7 separate regions of the Mus musculus genome follow, and all the other regions are linked to region 1. A link is a loop called in an ENCODE intact Hi-C map of the cell type or tissue named here. Cell type or tissue: heart. All regions are shown on one strand. Links, peaks and the distances in the headings refer to the core of each region. The heading gives the core; the rest is flanking DNA. Region 1 holds the start of Zfp639 (zinc finger protein 639). Region 2 holds the start of Pik3ca (phosphatidylinositol-4,5-bisphosphate 3-kinase catalytic subunit alpha). Region 3 overlaps Pik3ca (phosphatidylinositol-4,5-bisphosphate 3-kinase catalytic subunit alpha). Region 4 has its middle 10 kb from the start of Actl6a. Region 5 overlaps Zmat3 (zinc finger matrin type 3). Region 6 has its middle 100 kb from the start of Gm33886. Region 7 holds the start of Zmat3 (zinc finger matrin type 3).

Region 1 (4,482 bases), core at 230-4,229:
GAAAAGGAAACCAAGCACGGGATTACAAGTCCTTAACATTGCCATTTGGATTTGTCTTGTCACGTGAGGAAGGTGGAGGAGAGTGTGACTCCTCAGGATTGGACATCACCAAAGGTTCCTTAAGACCACTCACAACCAAGAGCTGTCAACCAGCCTTCACCCAGGCAAATAGAATTGGATTTGTGTATGCACAAGTGCCTTCATAAAGACATCGGGAGTGTCCACAGGACACAGGAATGTCGCGAGTCCTGAGGACTGGACTCAGGTCCTCAGGCAGCAGGGACCTTACTCACTGGGAAATGAGCTGGCCATCTTGTCAGCTTGAGAAATTTGACTTCTTAATGAAATGTGAACCATAAAAACTCATGCTCACTAGTTATCCTTTTAAAAAGACTGTTAACTATCTGAAACGTATCCTTCCCCAATTATACACAGGTGTCACTGTAGAAAACCAGGACATTTGAAATTTAATCACCTAAAATCCATTCACTCAGGAAAAAAAAAAGATAATATCGTGGTGATATATCCATAGTTTATAATTTATCATTTAAAAAAAATTTAAGCCTAAAGTGGTGGCACATGTCTTCAGTGCCAGCACTTGGGAGGCAGGGGCAGGCAGATCTCCGAGTTTGAGGCCAGCCTGGTCTACAAAGCAAGTTCCAGGACAGCCAGGGCTACACAGAGAAACCCTGTCTGGAGAAACTGAGTATTGAGACCTACACCTTTATCCCCAGCCCTCAGGCGGTAGAGACGGAGGATGTCTCTGAGTTCTTGACCAGTCTGGTCTACACAGTGAGTTCCTGGCCAGCCAGAAGTACATAGTGTTTGAAAAAAAAATTAATAGACGGGATGTGCTAATTCTGAATTTATATTTATGTTTGGGGTTAGGCAATTTGTTGTTAAAGGCATACAACACTACTGGCTTGCTCTCCACTTTTTGAGATAACATTGAAGACAGAAAAAAAAATCCCATTTTAAAAAGGCCCAACTGCCCTCTTCCACATCAACAGCAGAGCTCAGTGGCTCACAGCTGACATCCCAGCACTCAGGAGGCTGAGGCAAGATTACACATAAAGTCTCTTGTGTCCTAAAAACAAAACAAACACATCACCCACACAGAGGCATCTTGGCACCTGGAACCTTCACAACACTTAATAGTGCTTCCCATAGACAAACCTTTTCAAAGGTTTCTCATGAAACCTCGGATGTCTTCACACAATGCCTAGACACTTTTTTTGTTTGTTTTTTTCGAGACAGAGTTTCTCTGTGTAGCCCAGCTGTCCTGGAACTCACTCTGTAGATCAGGCTGGCCTTGAACTCAGAAATCCGTCTGCCTCTGCCTCCCAAGTGCTGGGTTTAAAGGTGTGCGCCACCACTGCCCCGCACCAAGACATATTTTTAAAAGGCTGTTTTCGCGCGCATGTGTAGTCCGAGATGGTGTCTGATCTGGAGGCAATCATGAACCTACTCCAACTGGGTGTTCTCTCCAGCACCCAGCACCGAATTTTTTGAGACTGGGTCGTTGCGTTTTGAAGACGTTTATAACACTTTATTTTTTCACCTCCATTAAAACAAACAAACAAAAAATATTTCCAGGGCTCAGAAGGCGCTTACAGCTAAGCCAGACGACCTGGGTGTCTTCCCTGGAACCCGCAAGGTGGGAAGAACAGCCTCTTGGAAAGTTGTCCTCTGACCTCTACACTTGCGCCATGGCACACGTGCGCATGCATACACGCAATAAGCACGTACATTTTCAAACAGAAAGAGAATTTTCCCGTTCTAATTGAAGCCCGGCGTGGTGGCACACGCCTTTCCGGCTAGCCTAGGCTACACAAGTCCCTGTCACAGATTACAGGAATTCGAAGAGCGCTGGTCTGATTGGCCTCTCCTGGGAGCCTCTGTCCGTGAGGACTCAGGGCCGGGTCCCCGCTGGACTCCAGCGTCTCCCGCGGGAGCAGCCTCCTGCAGGCCGGCATAGGCCCCCCCGCCGCCGAGTCCACCCGAGCGGCCGACACGCACCGGGCCGGGCAGGCCCCGCTCGCCCCGCGGCCCTCGCTTGGCACGCAGGCCCCGGAGGCCGGCCCTCACCTCACGTAGCAGCGCAGCTCCGGCGAGACACGCCCGGATGATGGGACGGAGGGGGCTGCCGGGCCACCGCCCGCGCCCTGCCCAGCCGCCCGCGCCCTCCCCGGCCCTGCCCTTCCCTGCCCGCCAGGCCCAGCAGCACTCACCCCGTCACCCCGCGCATGCGCCACAGCGGGCCGCGAGAGTAAAGATGGGGGACGGGGGGCGGGAACCCTAAGGATGAGGGCGTGGCCTGAGCATGGAGGGGGCGTGGCTTCATGCTAAGGGCGGGGCCTAACAGCAGGACAAGGAGAGACTAGCAGTGCTGTCTAGCGTCCCCTACGGGCACATCCGGGCCGTGCCACCTTCCCCCCTGAGGTCAGCGCTGTCCCACTCATCGGTTTCCTGGAAGGCCGCAGTGATCGATCCTCAGGGTCTTCAGGATCATTAGTGTTTCACGCATGGTGGTTGTCCTCAAATCCCAACATCCGGGCTAGATAAGTCCAGGGCCGAGAAAAAACGCGATGTGACTCGAGATGGGTCCTCAGACCACACCCTGGGTTCTTGAAGTCTTGGGAGATTGGAGGTGGAGTTAGAGAAGGGAGAGCTGAAAAAATGGCTCCCCCCAGTTAAGAGAGTTTTATTTCTCTTCTAGAGAAAGCATGCACATGATAGTTCACAAACGCCTTTACTGTAACTCAACAGCAAGGGATGTGAAGCCTCCGCAGGCATACACACCTCCCCATCCCCCCACCTAAATACAAAAATAAATAAATCCTAAAAAGAAGACCTGATGGAGTGAACCGAGGTTATCACAAAGGATTGCATTCTGTCATTTAAATCCTTTTCGTACCTTGACCGTCAATAAGCAAAGGATTAAATTAGATGAGCATAAATAACTGTGAACATTGTTTTTGAATTATCCCTCGGGCTGACAGTAGATTTCGGTGGTTGTCTGTGCTTGGCAGGGTGAGTGCTGAGGTGTGAGCCCTCAGCGTTACAAGCAACAGTCCAGAGTGCGGCTGTGTGTTTTCTTTCTCGCTCCTCCTTCAGTGTTAAGAATGGAGTCCAGGGGCTGGAGAGATGGCTCAGCTGTTAAGAAAACTGGCTCTTCCACTAGGGGATTCAGGTTTTATTCCCAACACCCACAATGAGGTTCACGTCTGAGCTCACGTGTAAATCCAGTTCTAGGTCGCCTGAAGCCTTCTGGCTTCCATGGGCGCCAGGAACACAAGTGGTGCACAGACATACATTCAGGCAAAACACTCATACAGATAAAAATAAAATATATATATTTTAAAACATTTTTAAATATAATCCTAGCTCTCATCCACTGAGCTGCCCCACCCCAACCCCCTAATCTGGGTGAGAGTTAAAGAGGTTTCAGTACAATTTGTGAGTGTTTCTCGGTTTTGTAACTAAAGCCCTTAAGGTTCAACTAATTGTACGTGAATAGCTAAATCGAGTGGGGTAACTTATATCCAAAGTCACTTGCAAAGTCCCAGCCACGGTTCGTGTGTCTCACCAGCCCAGCGCCCTGTTCTTGCTGTCAATCACCTGGTATTCAGCCGGTTGTCACTGACACCCTCCCCCAACCCCATCACCACGCCTGGGGAAGTCCAGCTGTGCGCTTTGGAGAGACAGCGCCTTTTTGTGAGATTCAGTTTGGTGACCTCATAATCTGTAGGCATTCTCCTCTTAGACATGAATATTCAGGCACACCAGTGTAACCCAAAAGGAGTAAGAGAGGGTTCGCAGACCTTCTTTATTCCTAGTATACTTAGCATCGGGTACAAAATAGGGAATTGGGGCCTGATTGATTGAAGACTGTTGAATTTATAAAGATGCTGCCGGCGGCTACGGGTTTCTCGCTGTGAATCTAGTAGAGGACACAAGGGGGAGCCATGCGATCACTGTCAGTTATAGGGTTTCTCAGGCTTGCCCTTGAGTTTGACTTAATTCTCCTCTTGCCTGCGTCACTAGAAGGGGAGGGGGGAGAGACTATGTCATGGTATTTAGACAGCATGCATCATTGTTTTCAGGGCTCCCCTTTCCCCCTCCCTGGCAAGATGTGCAGCTATGTAAAATCTTGAAAGCCCTAGGATAACATTTTACAGGAATATTTAACCACCATCCTCCCAAGTTTTTGATACAGGTGTGTCATAGCTTAAATTTTTCCTGATCACAGAAATGTGTGTTATACAATAGATAGTAGAACAGAATTGTACTGGCTAGTTTTGTGTCCACTTGACACAGCTGGAGTTATCACAGAGAAAGGAGCTTCAGTTGAGGAAATGCCTCCATGAGATCCAACTGTAAGGCATTTTCTCAATTAGTGATCAAGGGGGAAAGGCCCCTTGTGGGTGGGACCATCTCTGGGCTGGTAGTCTTGGTTCTTAAGAGAGCAGGCTAAGCAAG
Region 2 (4,482 bases), core at 280-4,279, 110 kb after region 1:
ATGACCTGTCTTTATCTACAGGCATCTTACTTGAAAGTTTAAAAACCTTAGATAAGCTCAATGTTTTTGTATCTGTGTATTCATCTTTCAACTCCTTCCACTTGAGCAGGCTTGCTTTCAAGCATTATACTCTGTCACCAATAAAATAGCAACATTTGTTCCTTATTTCCCTTCTGATGATTTTACTATTCTGATGTGGTAACATTTGCTTCAATCACTCGTTCTGCAATTTTTTTTAAATGTGTACTTGCCTATTTTGCTTATTTTGAAAAATGAACGATTTAAAAAAAAATATGGATGACTACATATTTCCTATTGTCTCCCTTTAAAAAGTCCCACAACACGAGGTGGAAAAAAACAAAAAAACAAAAAAAAAACCCAAAACCCTAAGTCAACAAAACCCAAACCCAAAAAACAAAACCAAACACCAAACCAACAGTACCCTTTCAGATAATTTTGACAGATACTGCAGAACAGTTAATCTGGTAATTAAAAATTTCCAGAACACGTGATGTTTATTTATACCGTGATCTACGCTGTCAACCAGAACCCGACGCTTTAGTTTGAAACAAAAATACCTTACAACTTGAATTCACAGACACGGTGGTAGATTCTTGGATTGCAGTTGCAGTGGGAGCCCACTAATCAAAACACCGTGTTTTGATTTGTCCAAATTAATTTAGCAACACAGTATCTTTTATTTTTATTTTTCTTGGCCCAGGACTTTTCTTACAACGCATCATTAAACACAAGAGATTCGACATCACACGATGTCAACAAATACCAAGAGAGGCTAGCTTCCAATATGGTCTAAAGTGATTCAAAAGTTGCAGTGGCAACGGCCAGACCGGAGCTACCTGGGCTCTATCTACCCAAGCCGGTTTCCCCAGGGTCCCGCGAGCCCACGCCCCGCGTGTGCACAAAGGCGCAGTGGAGGCACGAGCTTTGGGCTGCAGTCTACTCTGTCCCCCACAGACGCAGGCTGCACAAGCCCTCCGCTGGTCTTCCATCTACCCACGTAGAGCGGAGGCTGACACCGTCCGCGAGCGGCAGAAGAGGCCGCACGGTCCCTGGATCGCAGGGGAGGCACGGAGAAGACGAGCGCCCGCGAGCCGACACCCGGCTCCGGAAAGGAAGGCCCGGCGAGAGTGAGGGCGGCGGGGCTCGCCAACACCCGACCCCGGGGCGTGCGGCCCTGCGTGCCCTTCCCGGCCTCGCTGCGATCGCGCGATGGAGGAGGACCGGGCGGAGGCCGGGTACGAGGAGAGGGGCCGGGAGCCCGCCCGCCCGCCCGCCCGGAGCCCGCCCTCCCTGCCATCTACTCACGCTCCGGCTTCTCTAGGCTGCGCGGCTCCCGCCGCATCGGGTCCCGGCCCCGCGGGCGGCGGCGGCGGCGGCGCCGAGGGAGAGGACAGCGGGCGGCGCGGCGCCCGCCTCCCGGGCCCTCTCCCCCGCCGCTGCGGAGCGGCCCGGCCGGGCCCGAGCGCTGCCTCGCCGGCCGCCCCAGCCCCAGCCTCGGCCGCCGCGGCACCGGAACTGCCGCTCGCTCGAACGCTCTCTCCGCTCGGCGCCGGCCCCGCCGCACGCCCCCACCCCCGGCTCCGCTCGCCGGCGCCCGGGCTCTTTTTCCTTTTGTTTCCAGAATAAACTTTATTGGTCTCTCTTTCCGCTCACATCGTGTAAACAAACAACGAACTCTTCCCCACCCCCTCGGCTCCCCCCTCCTGGGGCAGAGGAGGGTGAGAGCTGAGGAGGGGCCGAACTTGCAACGCCCCGGAAACAGGGCTGCAAAGACCGGAAGTGAGGCGGAGAAGAGGCCGGGCAATGGGCAAGTTCGGGAACAGTGACTCACTGCGCCTGCGTCCTGCTCTTCCGCCCCGAGTGGCAGTGCGAGTCAGCGCTGCAGTCGTAGCTCAGGCGGTGGTGTCATCCTGGGACGGCGGACGTGTCAAACCTATTAGCTTCTTCCAGCGGCAGTCTGTCTTGGGAGAAGCAGACAGGAAAGTCGGGAGCGAGGGATGCCCAAAGAGGAAACGAAAGGAGGGCAAGATGAAGGGTGGCTCTCCCAAATTGGATGCGGATTTCAGGAAGAAGTCTTTTGCAAACACTGGTTTAAATTGTAACCCACTCCGATAGCCCTCTGCAGTCTTTAGAGGTCTTTGGCTATGTCCAGTCTGTTTTCCTTGTATCCCAGCTATAGAAGCTGTGTTACTTTTTCATTTTTGAGGCTTCAAAATAGTTATGCTGGCTTTAAGTACGATTCAACGTGGTGAGGTACTGCCTAAGGTTTTGGTTGCAAGGAATGAGATATGTTGACTTTTAAACGATGCAACCCCAGTAATCCCACCACTCAGGAGGCTGCCGGATCTCTGAATTCCTGAGTTCGAGGCCAGCCTGGTCGAGAGGCGGGGGCGGCAACAGACGGACAGACAGACAGTCGGTATCCTGCGTTTCTCTCCTTACGGGTCTTTTATCATATTGAAAAAGCCTAAGGTCCAGAATCGAAGTCAGAGCCAAGTCCGGCAGCCTAGTGCCCCCTGGAATTTTTAAAGTGTAGAGGACAGGAAATACACTCAAAACTGCCACGCGTCCTCAACCTCGTCTTAAGGATTCATTCCTCTGTGTTTTACTGGACTGTCTGTATTTCCTGTTTTCTTTCTTTTCCACCCTAAGGCCTCGTTTTAATCTCACATTCCAGGGAATCTGAGTTTTAAAATATTTAACTAGTCGTGTCCGGCAGTTTCAGAACACCCTTATCCCCGGTCGAGGAGTTAAATAACCTTGAATTTCATAGTTAATCTTAGGTCCTAAAAGCATCATTACTTAAATTGTGCTTCCTGTGTGATATTAATAGATAATACTTGGTCAGGGAATTTTATGCTGGGAATAGTTTGCTTTCTAATTTTTTTTTTTTTTTTTTTTTTTTTTTTTTGGTTTTTCGAGACAGGGTTTCTCTGTGTAGCCCTGGCTGTCCTGGAACTCACTTTGTAGACCAGGCTGGCCTCGAACTCAGAAATCCGTCTGCCTCTGCCTCCCGAGTGCTGGGGTTAAAACCACGCCCAGCTGGGTTTTTTGGGTTTGTTTGTTTGTTTGTTTGTTTTTTAAGCTAGGGGCCAAACTGGGGACTTTGTGTATGCTAGCAAGTCCCCTACTACAGAATTACAGCCTTGAATTCTTTCTGCAGTATTGCTAAATGTTTAAAGTATGTTACACATCTGTGGGATAGAATCATTAAAATACTGAAAGAAAAATGCTTTAGAGGAAAAGAAAAGTTACTTATTATTATATTATTAGACTGTGAAGCAAGCAAACCAAAATGCATCAGAATTAAATAATTTCACCATAATTCTTCCTTTATTAGAATTAACTTATTTACTTATGTATTGAGACAGGATCTAGACATGAGCCCATGGGTTGGCCTCTGTCTCAGCACAGTCTTCCTGCTTCATCAGACCAAGTACTGAGATTACAGGTGTGAAACATCACAACTGGTTAATACCATCCTAAGCATTTTGAGGCCGAGATGTCCACAATAAAGCTATTGTTTCATGCCAAATCACTAAAATTATGACCATAGTTATTTGTTTCTAGGTTGGGTTTTTTTTTGTTGTTGTTGTTTTTTGTTTGTTTTTTTTTTTTTTTTTTGACGCAATGTCTTAGTAGCTCCTGCTGGCCTTGAACATTCTGTACTTCTGTGGATGAATTTGAAATGGTGGTCCTTTGGCTTCTGCCTTCCAAGTATGGGGTTAGAGGCATGTACAATTATTCTCCTGCCTTCGGATTTACTACCATTGCTGGGGTGATGATTCACAATGATTATGAATTTCACTGGATCAAGAAACACCTATGGAAACTGCTGAGACTCACCTCTGGGTGTGTCTGGTGGCATTTCCCAAGACAGGTAGATCAGGAAGGCTCTGAAAAAAAAATCAATGGATTAATCCTTTGATGGATTCATAGTATAATGGCAGTGTTGGGAGGTGGTGGTAGGGAAGTGGTGGGATTCAGGGCCCAGGGGGAGGAAGTAGATCAGGGAGGTTAGGGGAAGGCTCTATCTTGCCCTGGTCTCTTCCTATATTTTCCTCTCTCTGCTTTGAGCTCCAAGAAGTGAGAAACAGTCTACTACACTCCAACTTCCATGATGTTCTGCCCAGGCTTGGGGAAAGCTACAATAAGCTGATTCCTTTGAAACTATAAGTTAAAATTTGGTGTTATGGGGAGGTACTGGACCTGCTAGGAGGTGAAGCCTAGAAAAAGGAAATTAAGTCACTGAGGGAATGTTCTTGAAGATGATATTGTGCCATGCCTCCTGAAGCTGGATCCTGGAAACCTGACTGGGAGCAACAGGAGATTAAGAAAGACAGATAGGTGTAACATAAAGCTGGAATGACTGCATGAGTGCTTGGATAGAGACACACCAGCAACCCATATGGTCAGCGAGGTTGTTATGTACAGCATAAATGAGGAGACAGATCTTTGTAG
Region 3 (4,000 bases), core at 1-4,000, 51 kb after region 1:
GATGTTGCTGTTGTGCCGGTCTCCAATTCCCAAGATAAAGGTTGCCACGCAGTACCCAGCGCAGGACCGAGTGAACAGGTCAATGGCTGCATCATATCTACAGCAAGGAAATACACACCTCATATGTGCTATGGAAACGGAGTGGCTGCGGCCAAACTGGGGAAATACGGCTGACATTTCTCATTAATATCAGGAAAAAAAGTATGTCTGAAGAGCCGAGAAGTTCGGAGACTCTTAGTCTCAAAGGACTTTTCAGATGTTCCTTGGAATCTAAGCGTAATTCTTATCAGAATAAAAGAAACATCCATCATGGTCTCTTTCTCCATGGGATATGTAGCTGCAGTGTGTGAAGGCCAGGAGTTAGCACTCGCTGTCTTCTAGCATTCTCTTATTCCTTTAAGGATTTGTTTTTACTTATGTGTTTTTTTTGTGTGTGAATGGAAACACACCTGTGGAGGCCCAAGAGCGTGTGTGGCCCCATGGAGCTAGAGACAGGCAGTTAAAACTCTCAGATATGGTGCCAGGAAGCAAATCTAAGTCCTCTGGAAGAACAGCAAGTGTTTTTAACAACTAAGCCAATTCCTCAGCATCTCACTGTGTAATTTTTGAGACAAGGTCTCTCACTGACCTGGGGCTCACCACTGACTGTACTGTGGGCAAGCCAGCCCCTAAGATGGAACTGTTCAGGCTCCTTGCTTTGAGCATACACCATGAGGCTTTTAAGGGTGTCAGAGATTGAGCTTTGGTCTTCACATGTGTGCAGTAGTACTTCCATCAGCCAAATTATCTGTATAGCTCTATAGTCCCCAGTGTTTCTTACAATACATCCCAGGCAACCTGAAACTCACAGAAACCCTCCTGGGTTAGCCACTTGAGTGCTGGAATAAGCCAAATACCCAGGAGAAAATGATTAAAAAAAAATATAAAGATAAGGTCTCACTACATATAGCCCCTGCTAGCCTGGAAACCACTATGTATACTAGGCTGGCTTCAAACTCAAGAAACATCTGCCTGCCTCTGCCTCTGTTTTTCTATGTAGCTTAGGCTGGTCTGGAACTGAAAACCCACTTGCTAAGTAATGGGATTAAAGGCATATGCCACCACTGATAGCTTTGAAAATTAATTTCTAAAATATCATTTTGAAAAACAAACTAGGAGTAAAGATTCGAATGTATAATGTTACTTTAGAAAGAGATTTCTTTTTCCTTCTAATGATATAGCTATGTATGGGCATGTGCGGCTGAGTACAGGCACTGTGAGGCCAGAACAGGGCATCAGGTTCCCGGGAGCTAAAGGTACAGGTGATTGTGAGGGACCCGCGCAGGGACTGGGAACCGAGTCGGGTTTTTCTAACTGGTACACATGTTCATTTTGTTTATAAGAATTAAAAGAAAGAGAATAAGAGACACAAGGTGATTGATCAGGGTCCACCAAAGCAATTCTTGTTCACTCACAATAACCTCCAATGTTTCAAAGTTCAGTCTATTTCTCTTGAGCTCAGTGGTGAACCACTAGCATCCCCAGGAGCACGGGAGCAAACTCACATCTCGCCCTTGTTCTTGTCCTTGAGCCATTGATGCAGTGTGTGGCTGTTGAACTGCAGCGCCCCCTTCAGGCCTCCTTTGCACTGGATTTGCATGATGGTGTGAGAGTTTCTCACCACCTCGATGAGACCCACACAGTCCCCAATGGATAGACAGCCATAAGGTAGCATGCTGGAAATTGACAAAGGCAGAATCTTAAAACAGCAAATACTTTTAATTAAAATAAAAATATAATCACACCATCCTCCTACTGTCCCCTTTAGTCATTTGCATGCACATTCTGTTGCTCGATCTCAAACTCACAGACCTTTACTTCCTTGTTGGTACTTACGCACCGTCTTCCTGAATATGTTTAATACAGTCCATATAATATAATGTTACTTGTATACATGTTTTCAGGGCAGACCACTTGGGATTGGACAATCTAGGGGCTCTTCCATCTGGGGACATTGTCTCCCACTTTCAGCATTTCTTAGTTGCCTGCAGTCTCTGTCTAGGGTTGTGGCCTCAGGTGATTCCCTCTACCTCATTAGCATGCCTACTGCTGTCATCGTTGTTCATGTCTTGTAAATCTGAAAATATATATATATGCTTCCTGCCTTGATGATAACAGACTGGACCTCTGAACCTGTAAGCCTGACCTAATTAAATGTTGTTCTTATAAGAGTTGCCTTGATCATGGTGTCTCTTCTCAGCATCTCAGAATCTCTACATTCAATTAGTTAAGTTTATCACACAAATGACCTTTGTCTTAACATACTCTTTACTTTTTTATACTGACAAAACTATTCCTAAAAATGAGCCCATCTAAAATCAAATCATGGTCTGTTAAGGTGCCATTTTGTACGGAACAAAACCATCTGTATTAAATAAAGCTCTGACGGGGACTGGATAGACAGATGGTTAAAAGCGTTGCCTGCTCTTCCAGATGACCCAGGTTTGGTTCCCAGCACCCATATGGTAGCTCACAGTCTTCTGTAATCCAATTCTTGGGGATCTTTCTGCCTTGTGGTGGTTAGAATATGTTTGGGCCAGGGACTGGCACTATTAGGAGGTGTGGCCTCGTTAGAGGAATGTGTCACTTCGGGGTGGGCTCTGAGACTCTTCTCCTAGTTGCCTAGAAGCCAAGTCTTCTCCTGTTTGCCTTTGGAACAAGATGTAGAACTCTCAGCTACCATGTCTGTCTGGATGCTGCCATGCTTCCTGCCTTGATGATAACAGACTGGACCTCTGAACCTGTAAGCCTGACCTAATTAAATGTTGTTCTTATAAGAGTTGCCTTGATCATGGTGTCTCTTCTCAGCAGTGGGAACCCTAACTAAGACAGACCTCCATTGGCACCAGGCATGCATGTGGTAGGTATTCATACATACATGCAGCAAATACTCATATACATAAAACAGAATAAAAAGTTAAAACCCCCCCAAAACAAAAAAAGTGAGAAGACTGACTTCCACATTCTTTCAAAACGTGTTTTTGTCTGGGTCTGCTGACCAACTGTATTTTAAAAAGTGATTAATTCACTCATCGATTATTTTTTGTCTATGCATGCGCCCGTTTACATGAGTTTACATGCTGCCACTTGGGTGCTGGAAGCCAACTCTGGGTCCTCCGCAAGAGCATCCCGTAGTTAAGCACTGGTGCACATGAGCAGGTCGATGTGGATGGTTGTTTTATTTTTCTAAGATGTTTCTATCTCAGCTTCCCTAGTGCATGGCTCACAGGTATATGATATCATACTTCGTTTAAACGAAGTACATGAAGAAGCATGTATACACAGGTAGCCAGGAAAAGGAAGGATTATGTGATGGTTTTCCTTGATACTATTCTATAGTCTAATAAGATATTTGAGTTGCAATGTGAACTATAAAACTGTATCAATAAACTTGATGGCTACATCTAAATTGACGTGTGTTGTAGGTTTTAACATTAAGGACATTATGGGTCCCTATACTACTCATTTAGAAGATAGTCTGCCTTGTGAGTTTTATAAATTTTCTAAACTTACTTTTTATTATGACATAATAAAAGATAAAATATATATTTTTTTGATTTGGTCTTGATATGCAGCCCTGGCTAGCCTGGTAACCACCTTCACCTCCTGACCAGAATCCTCCTGCCTCCGTCTCAGGTATGGGATTACAGATGTGCACATCATGCCTGGCCACAAGTATAGATGCTAGCACCAATCGCATTTAGAAAGTTCAAGCTGGACTATAGTTTGGGGAATAGTGTTTTCACAATTCTAATATTCCCTCAGAAATTCAAATTTTATTACTGGCAACAAAACTGCCATAGCTGTTTTCCTTTAAACGACACACGAAGGAGGTTTACTTTCAAAGAAAACACCTGTCAAATAGCCTAACTGAATTATGGCTTGACCGTTAGATGTTAAATTTTGGTATTTTTGGAACAGGAGTTTGCTATATCTGGGATGGCCCTGGACTTTTTAAGAT
Region 4 (4,482 bases), core at 173-4,172, 190 kb before region 1:
CCATGTTTGTGTGAATTATAACACAAACTAGCTGCATGTAACTTCCTATGACGGAATTGGATGGTTTGAGAGGATCTGAGATCCTCAGGCAGGTACGGCCGCCAGCCACCATAATTCCCAGGCAGGACTATGGAGCATAGATAAATTTTATGCCTCAGTCCAGCTTTTTAAAAATATTAATAACAGGGAGGAGATGTAGCCTCCCATAAGCCTGAAGCAGGCTGAGCCAGAACTTGACCTTGCTGCCACTAAGGAGATTATCTAGGGGGGAGCCTTCCTCCCTAGATCACTCTATTGTTGAGCCACTGTCGCTGTTCCTCTTCAAGATACTGCTACCAGCTGAGAGGCCCCGGAGCTACTCTGGAGACTATGCCCTATCCTGCACATCATCACCTGCAGCTGGTTCCAGGCTCCAAGGATGAATTGGCGGGAATGGACTTCCTCCCTCTTTTATAAAGCGTGTCCACCATTAAAAATTTGAACCTTGAGCAGACTACTTGTCTTGGTTCCATTATTTCTCAACCTGCCTAGGCTCTCTCTTTTCTTTCAGTTCCAAGATGCCTTCCAGGCTCGAACCCGGACATGTGAGCTGCTGGCTGGCCCCAACACTAAGCCTTTGATTATACTTTATTTTGAAACAAGACCTCTTAACACCCAGGCTGGCCTTAAACTCACCATCTATCTGAAGATGGCCTTGAATTTCTGATCCTCCTGTCTCTGCCTCCAGAGTTCTACTGTTACAGGCACCACCACAGATACACCTGGCTTTACACTGTGCAGGGGATCAGACCTGAGGCTTCATTCACGCTTAGTAAGCACTCCGATGCCACAGTTAATTAAAAAAAAAAAAGATAACAAGACGCTAAAATTATTGACCCTAAAGTATTGAATTGCTAGAAGAATCTCTTAAAGGAAAACTGTTCAGCCCAAGAGAACACTCCACAGTCATGGCATTGCTTCCTTTGAGGTGAGACTTAGATCATGGCAGCTTGTGGTGGTTGGTTGGTTGGTTGGTCGGTCAGTTGGTCAGTTGTTGATATTTGGAAATAGAGTTTCTCTGTGTAGCCTGTCTGCCTTGGAACTTACACTATAGATCAAGCTGGCCTCTAACTCACAGATTTGCCTGCCCCTGCCCCAAGTCCTGGTATTAAAGGGGTGTGCCACCATTCCCAGCTGCTGCTTGTATTTTTTAATTCTTAAATACTAGAAAACTTGGGGCTAGAGAATTGGTTCAGTGTTTAAGAGCACTTGTTGCTCTCTAGAAGACCCAGGGACAATGCCCAGTACCTACAAGATGGCTTGTGATCATCCAGACTCCCGATCCTAGGGATCTGACACCTTCTGACCTCCCTCAACACTTCACATACATGGTGCACAGACATACAAGCAGGGAAAGCATCTATATACCAAAAAAAAATATGTCTTTAAAATTTAGAAAACTACTTACTATATAATGAATTAAAAAAATAAAATTATTGGGTCTGATTCCCAGCACACCACAGAATCCTGGAGACTATCTGAAGGCTGCAAGATGTTTCTGCATGGCTATTTCTCCCCTAAAGCCTGATTTCTGTCTACAGTCTTCCCCAGGCCTCAGTCAATGTTACTGATACTAGTAGGATTAAAGAGCAAGAAACCTCAGGACTATTGGCTGTCCCTTCTCACTGGCACACCTTATCAAAACTAGAAGTGCCTGGGATGGGCGCACAGCTCAGTGGCAGAGCACATGACCAGCATGTGAGGGCCTCTGAGCTGGTTCCTCTGCAGTACGAGGACAAAGCAAACCAGTTCTCTTTATCCACACTTGGAGCATTTCTTCCTAAGCCCAGATACTACATCAATAAACAGTGAAGTCCCACAGTGAAGTCATCTGGCCCAACAGTGGGTGCTCAGAGACTGACTCGGAGTCCAAATCAATAGACATTGCGCTTTCAAAAGCCTGGTACTCCAAGCATAAAGAATGTTCTGTGTTCCTGCTGCAGCCTCTGGCTTCGACACAAGGGGGCGCTGGTCTTCTGTTCTTATGGTACCACACCAGTTCTCCTCAAGTCAAGCCTGTCAAAGCACATTAAGGAATTCAGTTATCACTACATAACCACAAGGACCTCTTCCTCCATGTTTATTAAATCCACTGTTGGAAAGGCTTCAACTGTTAGATACAAACGCTAAGAAACAAATTTGCAAGACTATCTCCGTCCAAAAAGAAAAAAAAAATTCCTCTTAAAAAATAGGTATACCTAGAATTACTCCATACTGTAAAATACACAAAGTAAGTGACTATGAAAGGCAAATTTCAACATAGACATTTTAGTGTAGATATATGTATTATGAGGAATGATAGAAAGCACCATCTTATGTTCCCTGACATTTCTGTGCAAGCGCTGCTCAGATTACAGGTAACTGGAATCTCAACTTCTCAGACACAGAAACAGGGTATGGAGGTTTGAATAGGAATGGCCCCCACAGGCTCATAGATTTGAGTACTTGGTCACTAGGGAGAGGCACTAAGACAGGCATTAGGAGGTATGCCCTTGCTGGAGTAGGTGTGGCCTTGCTGAAAGAAGTGTGTCACTGGGGGTGGGCTTTGGGGTTTCAAAGGCTCACACCAGGCCCTGTGTCTCTCTCTCCCTGTTGCCTTCAGATCTGGCTGTATATCTCTCAGGTACCATGTCTGCCTACGTGCCACCATGCAAATAATGGACTAAGCCTCTGAAACTGTAAGCAAGTCCCAATTAAGTGTGTTCTTTTGTAAGAGTTGCCTTGGTCGTGGTGCCTCTTCACAGCAATAGAATATTGACTGAAACACTGAGTCAGATTCACACATGTCTGTCTTGCCATTAGGATAAGAAGGGCTCTGCTAACCATCTTACTAACAGATCAGTGATTATGAGGAAGCAAACGATATTTTGAGGAACCAGCCTAACTCCATTTTGAAGACAGAAGCCATAATGCTGTATTGTTAAAAATAAGCTTTTATTTACTAGAAGAGCCGAGTTGCTGTTTTTAAAGTCTGTTTCCTCGAGCCATGATCTTGACTTATTTTTGAGGATATTCTAGCCCCCCTTAGCCTTCCCTAATCACATGATGACCACATGGTGATTTTTTTTGAGATTTTTTTTCTATATTTCCTTTTTCTTTATTGTCTCTCTTCTGTAAACCTGATTTGAAACCAATTGTGATTCTACTCCTTAGAAGGGGTCCAAGAAATAGACTATGCCCTGCTCTCTTTAACCTGATATAAGAGATAGTCGCCGCTGGCCAGCTCCTGGGTGCACCCCAATAAAATCAAGCTTCCTTCCATTTTGTCTCTAAAGTGTGGTAGTGATCCTATTCTCCCCCGGGGGGACTAACAATTTGGTAACGGCAGGCTCCTTCACAATACACCAGTCCAATTCTGCAGTGGAGACAGTGGGGTCCTCAAAAGACAACACCAGCACTGAAAACCATGTGTGAGATAACATGAATGTTTGTGTCTATGCGCTCTCACCACAAAAACAAAACACCAAAACCTTTGCTCATTTGCTGCAGCTCCTGGGACACAGGACACGATAACCATGTAGGGAGCAGGGTCGATATGTAATTAGTGGATGCTGCAAAGTAACTCCTTGGGCCACCCTGATGTACCACTAATGTGAATCAGTGGCAACATTGTCATGGAGCTGTTCCACAGCCCAGAGCACCACCAAATCCTGCCCAGGGTCTAGCCTAAACTCCTTTTCATGGAATCCAAGACCCCGGGGAACAGCTCTAACGTACCTGGCTTAGGCTCCTGAGAGTACCTTAAAGGGCCACAGATGGGGAAGTTCAAGATGAAAAGATTCATCAGTCTGGGCCCTGTCCTAACTAATTGTGGTTATCTGTTGTTGTTGTTGTTGTTGTTTGTTTGTTTGTTTTCTTCTTGACACAAGGTAGAGTTATCAAGAAGAGGGAACCACGGTTTAGAAAAATGTTACCATCAGATTGGCCTGTAGGTGTACCCATGGGAATACTTTCTTTTTTTTGGGAGGGGGGGATGAACGTTCGAGACAGGGTTTCTCTGTATAGCCCGAGCCGTCCTGGAACTCACTCTGTAGACCAGGCTGGCCTCCAACTTAGAAACCCACCTGCCTCTGCCTCGTAAATGCTAGGATTAAAGGCATTCACCACCACTGCCCAGCGACATTTTCTCAATAATTAATGTAGAAGGGGCCTGGCCCACTGTGGGTGGTGCCACACCTCAAGTGGTCATAAGTGGTTTTTAAGAAAGCAGGCTAAGCAAGTCATGGGGGACAAGCCAGCAATCAGCATTTCTCCATGGTCTCTGTTTCAATTCCTGCCTCAAGATTCCTTCCCTGCTTGAGTTCCTAGCCTGCCTTCCCTCAGTGATGAACTACAATTGTAAATTGTATAAAGAAAAGCATTTAATTGGGGGCCTGCTTACAGTTTTGGAGGATTAGTTCTTTATCATTCTGTTGGGGAGCGGACAAGCATGGTGTCGAAGCA
Region 5 (4,482 bases), core at 253-4,252, 180 kb after region 1:
CCAAGCTATATAAATTGTAGTTCTAATTGAGTCCAAAGCAATTGCTAAAATCTCACTGCACTGTTGAGCACCAACTCATGCAGGGTCTGTCTGATTGTTTTTGTCTTTAAATGGCTTTTATGACCACTCTGGCTACGTAAGTGGTCACGTGACCCCCCCTCCCCCCACCCCTTCGTGAAAATGGTGTTCTCCATCACTGACCCCTCTCATGCACTCTCTACCTGATGCTTTTTTTGTTGGTTTTAAGAAATGACTCCATAAGTCAGGGTGAGCGATACTGTCTTAGGCAGGGCAAAGCCCTCTCGGGAGCAAACCCTCCTGGACGTGGCTGGTCGTTGTTCTGCCTTCTTTCAGTATCTGATCACCCACCAAAGGTTCTGTAAGCCAGTGTGTCACTTTGTAAGTCTCACGTTGACTCTGCTCACCTGTGGCCCCCCACCCCCCACCCCCAGTCAACTGTAGTGACCTGGCATGGGTTTTGTGTGTTGCCTTCGAAATGCCTTATTGGGTATGCCAGGCTACTCTGTCAAGCATCCCAGCTGTCTGCTGAGACATACATGTCCTCTCTGGGGTATGTGCTCTTGATCCAGAAGCAAAGCTGATCTTGCTTTCAGTGTCAAGGGTGCGTTTTAATTCAGTTATTGTCTTAAGTTAGAAGTGAAGCAGGAAGCCGAGAGAATGTGAACCTTTCACGTGATCAGTGTGGCAAACCGAAAATGTGCTTTTGCTGTTTCACTAGAAAGAACGCAGCTAAGAAATGCCAGTCCAAACCGGAAAGTGGGGCTGTGTCATATCACGCTCCCCACTTGTCACTTGGCCGTTGAGTGTCTGAGCAGGCCACCGGGCAGTGGGCCAGTCTATGTTCTGGGGCTACAGAGCTGACTGACGTCACAGGATTCAAACCAATCAACTGTGAATTGTGAAATTGAAATTGCTCTTTTGGTTTTTATTTCCTTCAGCCTAATAAATACAGAAGTCTGAATGTTATTTAAGCTTAGACCACTTACGTTGGCTCATCTTGGCTGTGTATTCTCATGTATGTACTGATTTCTGATAAAGGCTTGATGACATTGTAACGGGCTTTTTGTGTTCAGTTCAATAAAACAGTTTCTGAGTCTTGTCTCAAAAGCGTTCGGTTCTGAGTCGGGAGGAAGTTAGCATCAGTGATTAGCACCCAGCTGTCATCCCCATACTTCAGGTGGGATGTGCGCTCCCAGTTCACAGCGGTATGTGGTCTACTGTGTGCTTTCCAAGGCTTAGAATACTGAATTTGAGGACTTGCTGTGGAGTTGGCCTAGCTACCCATCCACCTCCGACTCTTCCTTCCCAGCTAACCTGGGACCGGGGTGTATTCTGTTTTGTGATACCTTCTGATATTTATGTTCTCTTCAAATTCTGAGAGAATGAACCCAGAAGAATGACAACTCCTGCTCCTGGAAAGAAACACATCAGAGAGCAGACGCTCACTCATCTCTTGGGCATTCCACCTATGAAATGGGGTTATGGACATAGTCACTGGAATGCAGTCCTCACAGAGTCTTTGGAGTGCTGTGGAGTGCATGCATCATGCTTTGAATTTAAATGTCTGTTTGAAAAGTAGGTTGTAAGTTTTAAGATGGGATGAGGAGGGCCATCAGAGGTGCCTAAGTCCCAGGAGCCTTGCAGGTTTCCTTGCTCTAGGTTTTCCCAGATGGGGACCTTGGCCCTCAGTCCAAGGTCATGCCCCAGCCTATGCCTCACAGCTGCCTGTAAGACCACACCGGACATTCCCAGGCCACTGGTGACCTGATAGGAGAGTGTGAAGGCCGCACCCAGTGTTTGTGAAGAGCTTTAAGACTTGTCTTTTGAGCTCAGGGCACAAAAATTTATCCTATTTGTGGGATACTCAAACTATTGAGAACTTAGAAATGAAGACAGTTTATTGCAGTGCAATGAGAGTGTTAATAGGACCGAGACAAAAAATCTTAATATAAATGTGTCTAACACACGTGTAACCCCCTAACATACATGAGATGTGTACTTGGCCCTGGAATGTACCTGGCCCTGGAATCTACCTCTGCGACCAGAGGTAGACCTGCCTTTGGAAGAGAGAGAAGCTGGTAAGTTAGGCTTGCCATTTGGGTTTTTAGGTATGTAATTAGAACTTCAAATGTATTTTGGACGGCAGCCTTCCCTCCAGACAAGAACAAGATGGCTTTCATATTAGCTTCATTATCTAATCCTTGTTTGCCAGAGGCTCCTTTGCTCTGATTTTCATAACAGTTCACTGGGTTATAGACTTGGCCCATAGGTATTTAGCGCCACCGTGTGGACTCTTCAAAGCTTGCATCTAGCCATTGTGAGGAGCTTAAAGTCAGGATTTAGGTTTAAGAAAATGTGGAGGATATGCGTTTTACTGGTAAGTGCAGCAAAACATAGGTTCATTTGAAAATTCAGACATAGTGTCTTCAATAACTATTGGTGAATGTTTCCCTTGATAAAGCTGCTAGAGTAATTATTGTGGCGAATGCCTATTTTATTTTAAACAAATACAGTTCTTTCAGAATGCCTGTTTTATTTAAAAACCAAACCAGACAACCCCCTCACTCCACATTTTGCTGCATGTGGACAAGAAGAACAGACCTGAGAATGAAGTGATCGTAAGTGCAAGTCTCTACACCGGGAGCAAGGAATTAGATCCTCAAAAAAAAAAAAAAAAAAAAAAAAGACTGGGGAAGTGAGAAAAACAATGAAATAAAGGCACAGCGTGTGAGAGTGAGTCACTGGGACAGCATAAAAACCAAGTTTGAAGCTCTAAGCTTTTCCTGAATGTGATGTGTTTGGGGCAGGGGCAGAATAGTTTCTGTACAGTGAGTTGCAGCTCAGGAGACAGGACATTTGGAAAAGGCTGGTGCTAATGCCCAGTGCTCACTGTCTCGAGGCCGGCCTGGTCGAGAGTTCCTTCCATCCCTTCCTTTGTACTGTAGGTCATTTAGAGGAGTATCTTAAAAATGACTTTCTCTTTTATCTTTTTGACAAGCTAGATCCTGAACTCACTCTGTTTTCCCATCCCTTAAGCTGTTTTCCCATCCCTTGAGCTGTCAGTTACTCTAGTTCTTTAGTTTCTGGAGCTGGTCTGTTTGCCCTTTTTGGTGACACCAGTGTGTCATGACAAACAGCCAGCAGTGTGGCTTGACCTTTGAGTGTGTATTCTCTTACATGATAACCCATTTTTTTAGTTTGGGGAATTATTCTGACTTTTAAAGTTAAGGACTTAAGTGAGTAACTCGTGCATAAAAGAATGGGTTGCTGTAATCATTTTTAAGGTGGCATCAGATCCGCTTACTTTGTTGTGTAGCCATGACCACCATCCCGCCCCTCAGTGGTTCTCATCTGCCCAGTCTGAAACGTCATCAAGCACGACCTTCCGTTTTCCCCTCCCCAGGGCCTGGTGGCCACCATTCTGCCCTCTGAGCTTATGAAGCTGACTACCTGAGGAGTCTTACAGCAGGGGAAGTCTGTCGCTCCCTGCCTTATTCGTCTTACTTCTCTAAGCATAAGGTTCTCTCAGCACTGGACTACATGCCAAAATTGCCTTCATAGTACTCCGTTGCATGTAGAGGTACATAGAGCTTACCCATCATCCATCAGTGGGCATTTTGGTTCCTTCTGTTTACCCTTGGCTATTATAAATGACAGTTCTAAGCATATGAGTGTATGAAGGTATATATAAGTCTGTGGGACTGTGATAGGCAGCCTATTTTGGTTGAATAGGGCTTGCTCAGGTGACCCAATAGAGAAATCTACTAGGGATGGAAAGTGGAGCCACATTCCCAGAATCAGGTGCCTGTCCATAATTCTGTGACTACCAGTCAGGTAATGTCCCAAGCTTCTGACATTCTGGCTAGACTCCACCCCCACAGTTACCTGACTATAGCCAGGTATGCTCCCCTCCCCCCCCTACAGTTACCTGGCAACTACAAGATAGCCCAGCCCACTATAAGAGGGGCTGCTTGGCCCCTCCTCGCTCTCTTAAGCTCTCACCTTTCTTATTCTCTAGCCCTCCTTCTCTTTATCCTTTACCCCCTCTCTCCACGTGGCCATGGCCAGCCTCTCTCTTTCTACCTTCTCTCCTTTCTCCCTGTCTTTCTACAATAAAGCTCTAAAACCATCGACCATCTTTGATCATCAAGGCCTGCCATGCTTGAATGATGGGATGGGCTTTCTCCTAATGAGCCGAGTCTAACCTGCCAGAAGGCCATCCTGTGCTCCAGCCATGGACCTGACCAAGGACTCTCACCGATGGGAACCATCCAGCGCCACCTGCCCTCTCCTCCCTTCATCCCCAGGGCCCCTATTCTGTTCTCAGCTCCTCTGCCGTATCCAGTGTGGGATGCCAGAGACCAAGAACCTGGGAGTTGGGCTGCCCCTTGTCCACCACCTGACATGTGGGGTCAGTGGCTTAACACAGCATGGAAAGTGTGCGCAGTCCTCCTGTGTCCA
Region 6 (4,482 bases), core at 166-4,165, 720 kb after region 1:
CTTGGAAAGGAGTGGCAGAAAGGAAGCACAGTTCTAGAAGCTCTGGATGTCATGGGGGTATTAAATGCTAAGAGGCCACAGGGTAGTTATTATCAGGAATTATCACTCCGTACCAGGCACTGTACATGCACTTTGTTTAGTGGCTGTTTTCTTATGTTCCCTTCCCGTGCATTGAGGGTTTAGAAACCTTAGTCAAGATTGAATGGTTAGAACGTGAACTTATGGTGGTTCACTGTGTGAGCTACTTTTCTCTTTCTGGGGTGAAATAAACACCTGACATAAGGAACAAAGGAATAGAATAGATGCTTTATTTTGGCACACAGTTTGTGGGTACAGTCCATCATGGTGGAGAAGGCATGATGGCAGTGGCATGAGGTAGCTGGTTACATCACATCTATGGTCAGAAAGCAGGGAGAGATGAATGCTATTGCTTAGCTAGTTGTCTCCTTTTTATTCACCCATTTCACTGAGCAGTGCTACCCATATTTAGGGTAGCCTCCCCCTTCTCAATTAACCTAATTTCCTTCTCAAGAAACGTGCTGAGAGTCAGGGGCAGAGATGTACTTCTCTGTTATTATAGATCTTGTACTCAGTGCTGTACTCACATTTACCATCTGAACTGGTCTGTGCCTAAAGAGTTTCCTTGGATTCTGGCCTTTCATTGCTAGACCCAGATAACCCTACACAAACAAGAATGGGGTTTGCCACCCTTAAAGTGTAAGAGGAAAATTTCAGAGCTAGAGATGTACATCCTCATGCTAGGTACTGCACCCAGCCCCAAGTCAGAAAAGTCATGTTCAGTACATGGTGCAAAGACAGAGAGGATCTTTGCTTAAGGTTCAGCTACCAGTAACTCAACATATAGAAGGACAACATTACTATAGATCAAAAACCCAGAAAGCCAAGATGGCAACTTAGAAAGAGCCAACATTCTTAGTCATCAGGGAAATGTAAATCAAAATGTCACTGAGATTTCATCTTATACTCATCAGAATGGTAATACAAAGATTCAAGTGACTCAAAACCACATGCTGGTGAGGATGTGATGAAAGGTGAATACTCCTCCATTGCTGGTGGGGTGCAAACAGGTACAACTTCTTTGGAAATCAATTTGTCCGTTTCTCAGAAAATTTGGAGTAGTTCTACCTAAGACCCAGCTATAGAACTCTTGGGCATATACCCCCCAAAATGTATCACCGTACCACGAGGATACTTGTTCAACTATGATCATAGCAGCTTTGTTTATAATAGCCAGAAACTAGAAACAACTAGATGTCCCTTAACTGAAGAATGCATAAAGAAAATGTCGTATGATTACACAATGGAATTCTATTCAGCTATTAAAAACAAAGGCATTGTGAAAATATTCAGGCAAATGGATGGAATTGGAAAATATTATCCTGAGCAAGGACCCCAAACCCAGAAAGTACAAAACTGGACATTAAACATAAGGTACAGGATAACCATGCTACAATTCACAGACCCAAAGAAACCAACTAATAAGGAGGTCCCAAGGGAGGATATGTGAATCTTACTCTGAAGGGGAAACAAAAAATAGTCATTGGTGGTAGATGGAGAGAGGGAAACGGGTGGAAGAGGGGGTGAGTACGGTAACTGGGATGATGATCAGGTGTGGGGTGGGACTGTGGGAGAAGTCTGGGAATGAGAGTGGCAACAGATTGGGGCATCTCTGGGAGTAGCTAGAGACCTGGGATGGGGGAGGTTCCTGGGACTCTATGGGAGTGACCCTGGCTGAGACTTCTAGCAGTGGGGGAATATGGAGATTGAAGTGGCCACTTCCTATAGCCAGGTGGGACTTACAGTGGGGGGAGCAGGGCATCAATCCACCCACAAAACCTTTAACCCAAACTGTGTCCTGCCTATAAGATGCGCAGATCTAAAGATGAAGCAGAGATTGAGGGCCAGCCAATGACTGGCCCAACTTGAAACACAATCCCTTGTAAGACAGCCAATCCATGACATGGTTAATGATATTTTGCTGGGCTTACAGACAGAAGCCTAACAGAACCGTCTCCTGAAAGCAGATGCAGAGGCCCACAGGCAAACATCAAGCGGTGCTTGGGGAATCTTGTAATAGTGGGAGATAGAATTGAGTGAGCTGGTGGGATCAAAGACACCACAGAAAGCCTAAAGAGTCAACTAATCTGGGCCCGTAGGGGCTCACAGAGACTGAACCATCAACCAAAGAGCATTCAGGGGCTGGACCTAGTCACCTTACACATTTCTAACAGATGTGCAGCCTGGTCTTCATGTGGGTCCCCTAACAATTGGAGAGGGACCTGTCTCTGAGTCAGTTCCTGGCATTGGATCCTTTCTCCTAGATGGACTACCTGGGGGGAGGGGATGTTAATGGGAGAGGAGGAACTAGGGCCTATGGCAACTAGATGTCCCAGGTGGGGTGGTACCCACGGGTGCTTCCCCTTCTCTGAGGAGAATGGGAGGGAGTAATGGGGGAGGAGGAGGAGGAATTTGTAAGGGCGGGATTGCAGGAGAGGAGGAATCGGGAGGGGTACGATCTGCATGTAAAGTGAATACACAAAAAAGTAAATTTTAAAAAGCTTCAGTTTAAAAAATTTAAACCACCTTTAAGTGTTAGGTTTATCATTTTTGGCCCAAGGCTGACACCTTGTGGACATTTCCAGTAATTGTGAGCTTATTCTCTGTTCTCTGTACAGTGGTTACATCTAAGCAGGTGTACTGGCAATTTAAATTACAGAGAAACAAGCAAAGCAAAGGACAGTTAACTGAATTTTTAAAGCCTTGGGGGAACTTACTTCAGAATTTGATTTAAATTTACTTTTATTATTCACTTGCTTTTAGTGTTTGCCCAGACAAAAATATTAATTTATACTTTCTAGGTTCTGCTCAGATTGTTAAATTAACCAATTTCCAAATCAAAGGCTGTTTTCTTTCTGCTTCACTGTAGTATCGGTCCAGTTGTGTAGTCAATGACCAACTCTCTGAGAACTTCCCATCACCAATAGGCCTCAATGGGAATAAAGGCTATTAATGGCTACAAATGGATAAGAAGGGCCAGTGCTCACTGAAAAGCTAGAAGTCTTTGCTGGAAAATCTTTAATGTTTCCAGGCGGCAGAAGCTGAGGGTTAGGCAGGCTCATGGTCCTCATAAGCACAGGCCTGTCTGATGACCTTTGCTAAATATTTTTATGCATACTATATCTACCAACTTAATATAAATTCTTTGCTAGCAGATATAAACTACTTCCTAAAAATTGCCTTTATTGCAACTGCTGCCACCATGCTCCCTTTCCTAAAAACTCAATCTTTATTTTTTTAGTTTTTATTGGATATTTTCTTTACTTACATTTCAAATATTATCTCTTTTCCTGGTTTCAGCCTATCCCATCCTACCTCCCCCTGCTTCTATGAGAGTTTTCTTCCACCCACCCACCCCAAACCACCTCCCTGCCCTCAATTCCTCTACACTGGGGCATCTATCAAGCCTTCATAGGACCAAGGACCTCTCCTCCCACTGATGCATGACAAGGCCATCCTCTGCTACATATGCAGCTGGAGTCATGTGTACTCCTTTGTTTATGGCTTAGTCCCTGGGATCTCTGAGAGGGGTGGGGGGGGGTTCTGGTTGGTTGATATTGTTTTTCTTCCTGGGATTGCAAACCAAATCAACTCCTTTATTCCTTTCTCTCTAATTCCTCTATTGGGGACACTGGCTCAGTCCAATGGTTGGCTGTGAGCCTGCACCTCTCTGCATTTGTCAGGCTCTGGCAGGGCCTCTCAGGAGACAATCATATCAGGCTCCTTCCAGCATGCACTTCTTGGCATCCACAATAGTGTCTAGGTTTGGTAACTGTATATGGGATGGATCTCGGGAAAGCCTCTGGACGGCCAATCCTGTAGTCTCTTTTCTACACTTTAGCTCCATAATTGCTCCTGTGAGTATTTTGTTCTCCTTCTAAGAAAGACTGAGCACCCACACTTTGGTTTTCCTTCTTATTGAACTTCTTATAATCTGTGAATAGTATCTTGATTATTTGGAGCTTTTGGGCTAATATCCACTTATCAGTGAGTGCATACCATGTGTGTTCTTTGGCAAATGGGTTACCTCACTCAGGATGATATTTTCTAGTTCTATCCATTTGCCTAAGAATTTCATGAATTCATTGTTTTTAATAGTGGAGTAGTATTCCATTGTGTAAATGTACCATATTTGCTGTATCCATTCCTCTGTTGAAGGACATCTGGGTTCTTTCCAGCTCCTGGCTATTATGAATAAGGCTGCTCTGAACATAGTGGAGCATGTGTTCTGGTTATACGTTGGAGAATCTTTTAGGTATATGCCCAGGAGTGACACATCTGGATCCTCGGGTAGTGCTATGTCCAATTTTCTGAGGAACTGATTTCCAGAGTGTTTATACAAGTATACAATCCCACCAGCAATAGAGGAGTATTCCTCTTTCTCCACATCCTTGCCAGCATCTG
Region 7 (4,482 bases), core at 226-4,225, 140 kb after region 1:
CCAGGTAACCTCAGAAACTTCTTTTGGGGGAGGGGGCAGACATGAGGTCTTTCTTGAGGTTTATAACAATACCTCTAAGCGACAAGACTAACTGCCCATATTTGTGTCAGGTTATACTCTTAAAATTTTATTAAGGTTACTAGTCCTCTATGCAGGATGCAGGCCTGCTGTGGAGGTCAGAGGACAGTTTTGGGGAGTCGCTTCTCACCTTCCACCTTGCAGCATCCCTTGTTTCTCCTACTGTGGTGCATACCCCAGCCCAGCTGGTCTGAGAATTTGTGGGGGGTTCTCCTGTTTCTGCTCTGCATCTCACCACAGGGATGCTAGGATTACTGAAGCAAGTCACTGCACCTGGTTTATATTATATTATGCAGGGACTGGGGCTACCAGGCTCAGTGGCTAAGTACTTTATCTACAGCCATCTTGCTGGCCCCAGATTGCATTCTTTTTTGGAATGACTCATTGTGCCAGATGCCTATTAAAGCAGAGATGGCTGCACTGGCTTAAGGTTTAGTGACAAAAGTGGCTTTGGCCATTGGAATCTGTGTGAATGGGCCATAGCACATCAGTGCCACAATGTTACATTCCACTATCGATTTTGATCCTCTCATGTGCTTCAAGTCCCATAGAGGTATGCCTTCTGTCAACAGACCAGCAACACACAATCACAAAAGTAGGTTTCAGCCACAAGTCAGTGAGATTTGTTTTTGTCCTTTAGTAAAGGTGGTGAATATGACCGGTTTCTTTTTCTTTCATTTATTTTATTTTAAAAATTTATTTATTTATTTATTTGAGGGGGGCTACTGAATCTCATAAGACCCAGTGATTCACAAAAAAAGCTCTAATTTGTGGGGCCATTTTCTCTGTCATGAGATTTACATTTCTATGAAACAAGTATCTTGGGATTACTTGCTTTTTCCTGGGCCAGAGAAGGAAATGCCTGAGCTGTTTGAAGTAAGTTGTAGGATCAGGGGCAGCAAATTTGGAACATCGAGTGTATGTATGTGTATGAGCTAGCGGGTAAGGCCCCTACTTTCAGCTTTTAGATTTTATTCCAACATGCAAATACACATAAAACTATAAAATATAAACGGAAGACTCCAAGACCTGTCTCTTTCTGCACTCAGGGAGTTTAAGGTAGTAGTATATGTAATAAAGTCCCATGTGAGGAATGGAGATTGTTATCATGCAGTGGCCCGAGAGGCCATGGAAGTTGCTTGTAGGAGAGGCTGCAGGGGGCAAGGATGGACAGGGAGAAAGGCATTTAACACCAAGGACAGGCTGTGTAAGATCACAGAGGTAACGCTAGACTATGGGCCTGTGATGGATAGTACAGACTGTCAATAGGAGTGTTTCTGGATTAGAAACCGAGGAGGGAAGACTCACCCTGAGTGTGGGCGGCTTCGTGGATGGAAAGCAATCGAGCAGCTCCTCCCGGTTTCCTGACTATGGACATTTGTGACCAGCTGCCCCACTTTTGCTCTCATGGCTTCCCTGCTGTGATGGACTGTACCCTCAAACTGCGAGCCAAAATTAATTTTCTTCCGTTGCCTTTGCCAGCCATTTTATAAGACGGGACATGTGGGTGAAAACGAGGATGAGGGTTGTCAGATGGGAAAGGCCAGCCAGGGCCCAGCATGGTCCCAGCTAACAAGAGTGAATGGCAAAGTTCTGACAAAGGGCTGAGAAATGCGTTTCTACCCCGCTGCTTTTAAAACAATGAAGCCATTTGGTATTTTCACATATACAGCACGTGCACTGAACTCATCTGTGCGGTGGATTACTCTTCCCGATGGCGGGTGCACACTGGTCTAGTCTGCTGAACAGTCCTCGAATTCGCGAAGCCCGCCCGTACCTGGTTGTTGGCGCATGCTCCAGTCATAGCCTTGCATTCCCGTGTAAATAGGCAGTCTATTAGGCTGAGTTGAGGCTCACCATATTTAGATCTTGGCATTTTAGTTTATGGTTTACACAATAACCACACACAATGTGAAAGTACTTGATGCTGCGAAACCATACTCTGCCGGTAATATGGAAAATTCGTGTCATGTTATCCAAGGAGAAACCCCTAGCCACTATACAAGTATTCACATGCAGAAGGTACAAGCCGGCAGAACAAGCTAGGGCTGCAATCCATCCCAGCGCCTCTCTTGAAGGTATCCCGGGGACTTCTGCAGTCCTTCGGGTCCTGCCGGTGAGCGGGCTCCTTTCCAATGTCTTTGGGCGGAGGCGCAAGGAGTGCAGTTTCCAGGTCTCAGAGGAGAACCTCCGCCCTCCTACCAGGCTCTGCCAAGCTTCTGCCCTCATCGCTTTCAGGGTAGGCTGGGGCAGCTCCGAGGAGCCATCAGGGCCAGGGTAGGGTACCCTTTCGAGTCGCTGTTCCGCACCTGCTCGGCGTCCCGGGTCTGCGGGAGCAGCCGCTTGTCCGTGCACATGCGCAGTAGCGCTGCCGGGAGCCCTGCCTCCTCCTCCTCCTCCTCCTCCTCCTCCGCCGCCGCCGCCGCCGCCGCCTCCCGGTTCCGCAGTCACTTCCTGCAGCTGTTTCCCGGTGGCTCCGCTCCGACCGACTTTTGACAATCAGCCTCCAGCAGCGGAGCGGCCGGTCGGCGGCGGCGAGCGCAGAAAGTGGTCTTGGAGCGGGCAGCGGCGCGCGGGGTGGCGGGGCGGCTGCGGCCTGCCGGTTCCGGTGAGTGCGGTCCTCGAGTCCGCTCGGTTGCGTCCGTGTGCGCGTGTCAGCCTCGCCCGCGGCGTCCAGCGGGCCACCGATCCCGATCCCGCAGCCATTCGCACAGCCGCCTCGGCGACTCGGTGCTCCCGGCCGGCATCCTCGCAGGACCCGAATGCGTGTGAGCTTGCCCAGCCCGGGAATGGCACACGCGGGGGCGATGCTGCAGGGGCGCAGTTTTGAGTCCTAGATGCTGAGCCTGGGTCGCCAAGGCCTCCTCCCCTTCTAAGCTTTCTTCTGTGATGTAAAACAGCCTGCCAGGGCTGTTTTTCTGCCTGCCACGTTTTGGTGACCTCTGAGTAAGGTTTTCTCTTGTCTTCTCTTCTCCGGAATACCCAGGGGTAGCCTTCCTTACTTTACCCGGACGCCAGGAACCTGTTCCTGGATTCTCTTCTTTGCCCTGGGTCTGTTTCTGCTCAGGGGAGGCTGTTGTTTGCAGTACAGCCGGTGAGGAGTAGGCCCCAGCCCAACCGTGGAAACGTGTGCTGTGGTCATTCATTTCCCTCAGACCGGTACATGGTGGAGCTGTGATTTTCTTTAGTGTCTCTGAGCTCCCTTCCAAATTAGGACATCAAGCGCTGTGCATCCTTCGTGTCTGCCATCGCACACGTCCAATCGGATGGATTTTGAGATCTGAGAAGTATTTTTATAACAGCTTCTAAATTAGTCTCTTAAATTAATGCAGCAGTTTGAACGGATCCGAGCATGTTTTTGAGTCTGTATTTCAGCTTGTGTATTCACTGAAGCTTAGCTTTGGTTTTATTTATTTTTAGAGTTATTTATTTATTTATTTTTACCCAAATGTAATACCTGTTGTGATTGTCACCTATAGACTTTTGGGGGAGGGCTTTTTTTTTTAACCTTATGTTGATTATTAAATCTAACAGTATTTTTGAGGTCTCTATTCTTTCTTTGAACATTATGAACATAAAATGTAATAATAGGTAAACCTGCACTGTAAACACCCCCACCCCACCCGGCCGGCCAGTGTTTTGCTTTGAAATAAGGCCTTTTTGTGCCTCTGCTGGGAGGAGGGCCTTGTTTCTGCAGGACTGCTGCATGATTCTGGGGCCACGCATGCTGGGGTTTCATCAGGTGGGAGTAAGCATGTGAGAAACAAGCCCAGGCATGTCTTGGGAGCATGCTGATTCGGTTCTCTATGTATATTGCTGATTTTCTATATCCAGATGTTTTGATATCCTGCCCTGTCCTTTCTCTATGATCTAACAGAGAATCTGGATGACAAGTTAGGGTCAGAATGACATGGTCCGTTCTATCTAAGTAGTTAATCTATTTAAAAAGATGATTTCATTACCCTGCCTCCAATATCCCTAATCATCTTTGCTCTTTGAATGTCTTAGTTGGGAGACATAATATTGTTTCAGAGAAACTTACTGTTTAAATGTATCAGATCTGTATCACTTTCCTTTGTGTTTCCAGAGATACGGGTAGTTGATTATTATCCTTTTCTAGCCATTATGATTAATGAAAAGTGTTGCTAAATATTAAGACTAACCACTCTTAACTGAATGACTTCCCAGTCAGTGGCTCCTCTCCACTGTGTGTCTACAAATGTTTTTTTCCCTCTTAAAGCGTCCTTGAGTCATTTTAGTAAGACTGTTAGTGTCCTAGCCTACACATCTTCATCACAGACAGGGAAGCTCAGTAGCCGAAGACACCGAATTCTGTTGACCAAAAAAAAAAAAGAGCTTAAACGATACTCCTAATAGGATGGACGTTAGACTTCGTTGTTGTTG

The links. Peaks named below come from ENCODE experiments on the same cell type or tissue, not always from the same donor. Only the 100,000 strongest peaks of a DNase experiment are listed, where the experiment ranks them.
Region 2: a loop joins it to region 1, with 6 times the contacts of the local background. A loop is called at or near these places in 19 of 42 quality-filtered maps.
Region 3: a loop joins it to region 1, with 4 times the contacts of the local background. A loop is called at or near these places in 13 of 42 quality-filtered maps.
Region 4: it touches region 1 in a loop (5-fold over the local background); 6 of 42 quality-filtered maps call a loop at or near these places.
Region 5: a loop joins it to region 1, with 6 times the contacts of the local background. A loop is called at or near these places in 29 of 42 quality-filtered maps.
Region 6: it touches region 1 in a loop (7-fold over the local background); 13 of 42 quality-filtered maps call a loop at or near these places.
Region 7: it touches region 1 in a loop (6-fold over the local background); 8 of 42 quality-filtered maps call a loop at or near these places.

Annotation. Positions count from the first base shown.
Region 1 is chr3:32,508,339-32,512,820 of GRCm38, reverse strand. Zfp639 (zinc finger protein 639) reads right to left here and starts at 2,229. Exons shown (of 7, transcript NM_144519.4): 1 at 2,089-2,229. In heart, for the core only: CTCF peaks have their summits at 2,418 and 3,952 (motif pointing right); DNase peaks (open chromatin) are centred at 2,290 and 4,000; H3K4me3 peaks cover 3,035 bases; H3K27ac peaks cover 2,189 bases.
Region 2 is chr3:32,394,337-32,398,818 of GRCm38, reverse strand. It overlaps Pik3ca (phosphatidylinositol-4,5-bisphosphate 3-kinase catalytic subunit alpha), which reads right to left and starts at 1,754. Exons shown (of 21, transcript NM_008839.3): 1 at 1,327-1,754. In heart, for the core only: CTCF peaks have their summits at 1,891 and 2,544; DNase peaks (open chromatin) are centred at 1,128, 1,818 and 2,408; H3K4me3 peaks cover 2,585 bases; H3K27ac peaks cover 2,417 bases.
Region 3 is chr3:32,457,577-32,461,576 of GRCm38, reverse strand. Pik3ca (phosphatidylinositol-4,5-bisphosphate 3-kinase catalytic subunit alpha) reads right to left here. Exons shown (of 21, transcript NM_008839.3): 18 at 1,545-1,715; 19 at 1-97. Among named protein-coding and RNA genes, the nearest start is that of Kcnmb3, 32 kb to the left of the region's middle. In heart, for the core only: a CTCF peak has its summit at 1,613 (motif pointing left); no DNase peak of the experiment used is centred there.
Region 4 is chr3:32,695,925-32,700,406 of GRCm38, reverse strand. No RefSeq gene overlaps it. Among named protein-coding and RNA genes, the nearest start is that of Actl6a, 10 kb to the left of the region's middle. In heart, for the core only: CTCF peaks have their summits at 1,792 and 1,994 (motif pointing right); a DNase peak (open chromatin) is centred at 1,996.
Region 5 is chr3:32,331,438-32,335,919 of GRCm38, reverse strand. It overlaps Zmat3 (zinc finger matrin type 3), which reads left to right. Exons shown (of 6, transcript NM_009517.2): 6 at 1-1,128. Among named protein-coding and RNA genes, the nearest start is that of Gm42201, 7.4 kb to the right of the region's middle. In heart, for the core only: no CTCF peak of the experiment used is centred there; a DNase peak (open chromatin) is centred at 809; H3K27ac peaks cover 410 bases.
Region 6 is chr3:31,788,693-31,793,174 of GRCm38, reverse strand. No RefSeq gene overlaps it. Among named protein-coding and RNA genes, the nearest start is that of Gm33886, 100 kb to the right of the region's middle. In heart, for the core only: a CTCF peak has its summit at 2,647 (motif pointing left); no DNase peak of the experiment used is centred there.
Region 7 is chr3:32,363,708-32,368,189 of GRCm38, reverse strand. It overlaps Zmat3 (zinc finger matrin type 3), which reads left to right and starts at 2,525. Exons shown (of 6, transcript NM_009517.2): 1 at 2,525-2,686. It overlaps 4930429B21Rik (RIKEN cDNA 4930429B21 gene), which reads right to left and starts at 2,701. Exons shown (of 1, transcript NR_027966.1): 1 at 752-2,701. In heart, for the core only: a CTCF peak has its summit at 2,606; a DNase peak (open chromatin) is centred at 2,529; H3K4me3 peaks cover 2,505 bases; H3K27ac peaks cover 1,936 bases; H3K27me3 peaks cover 410 bases.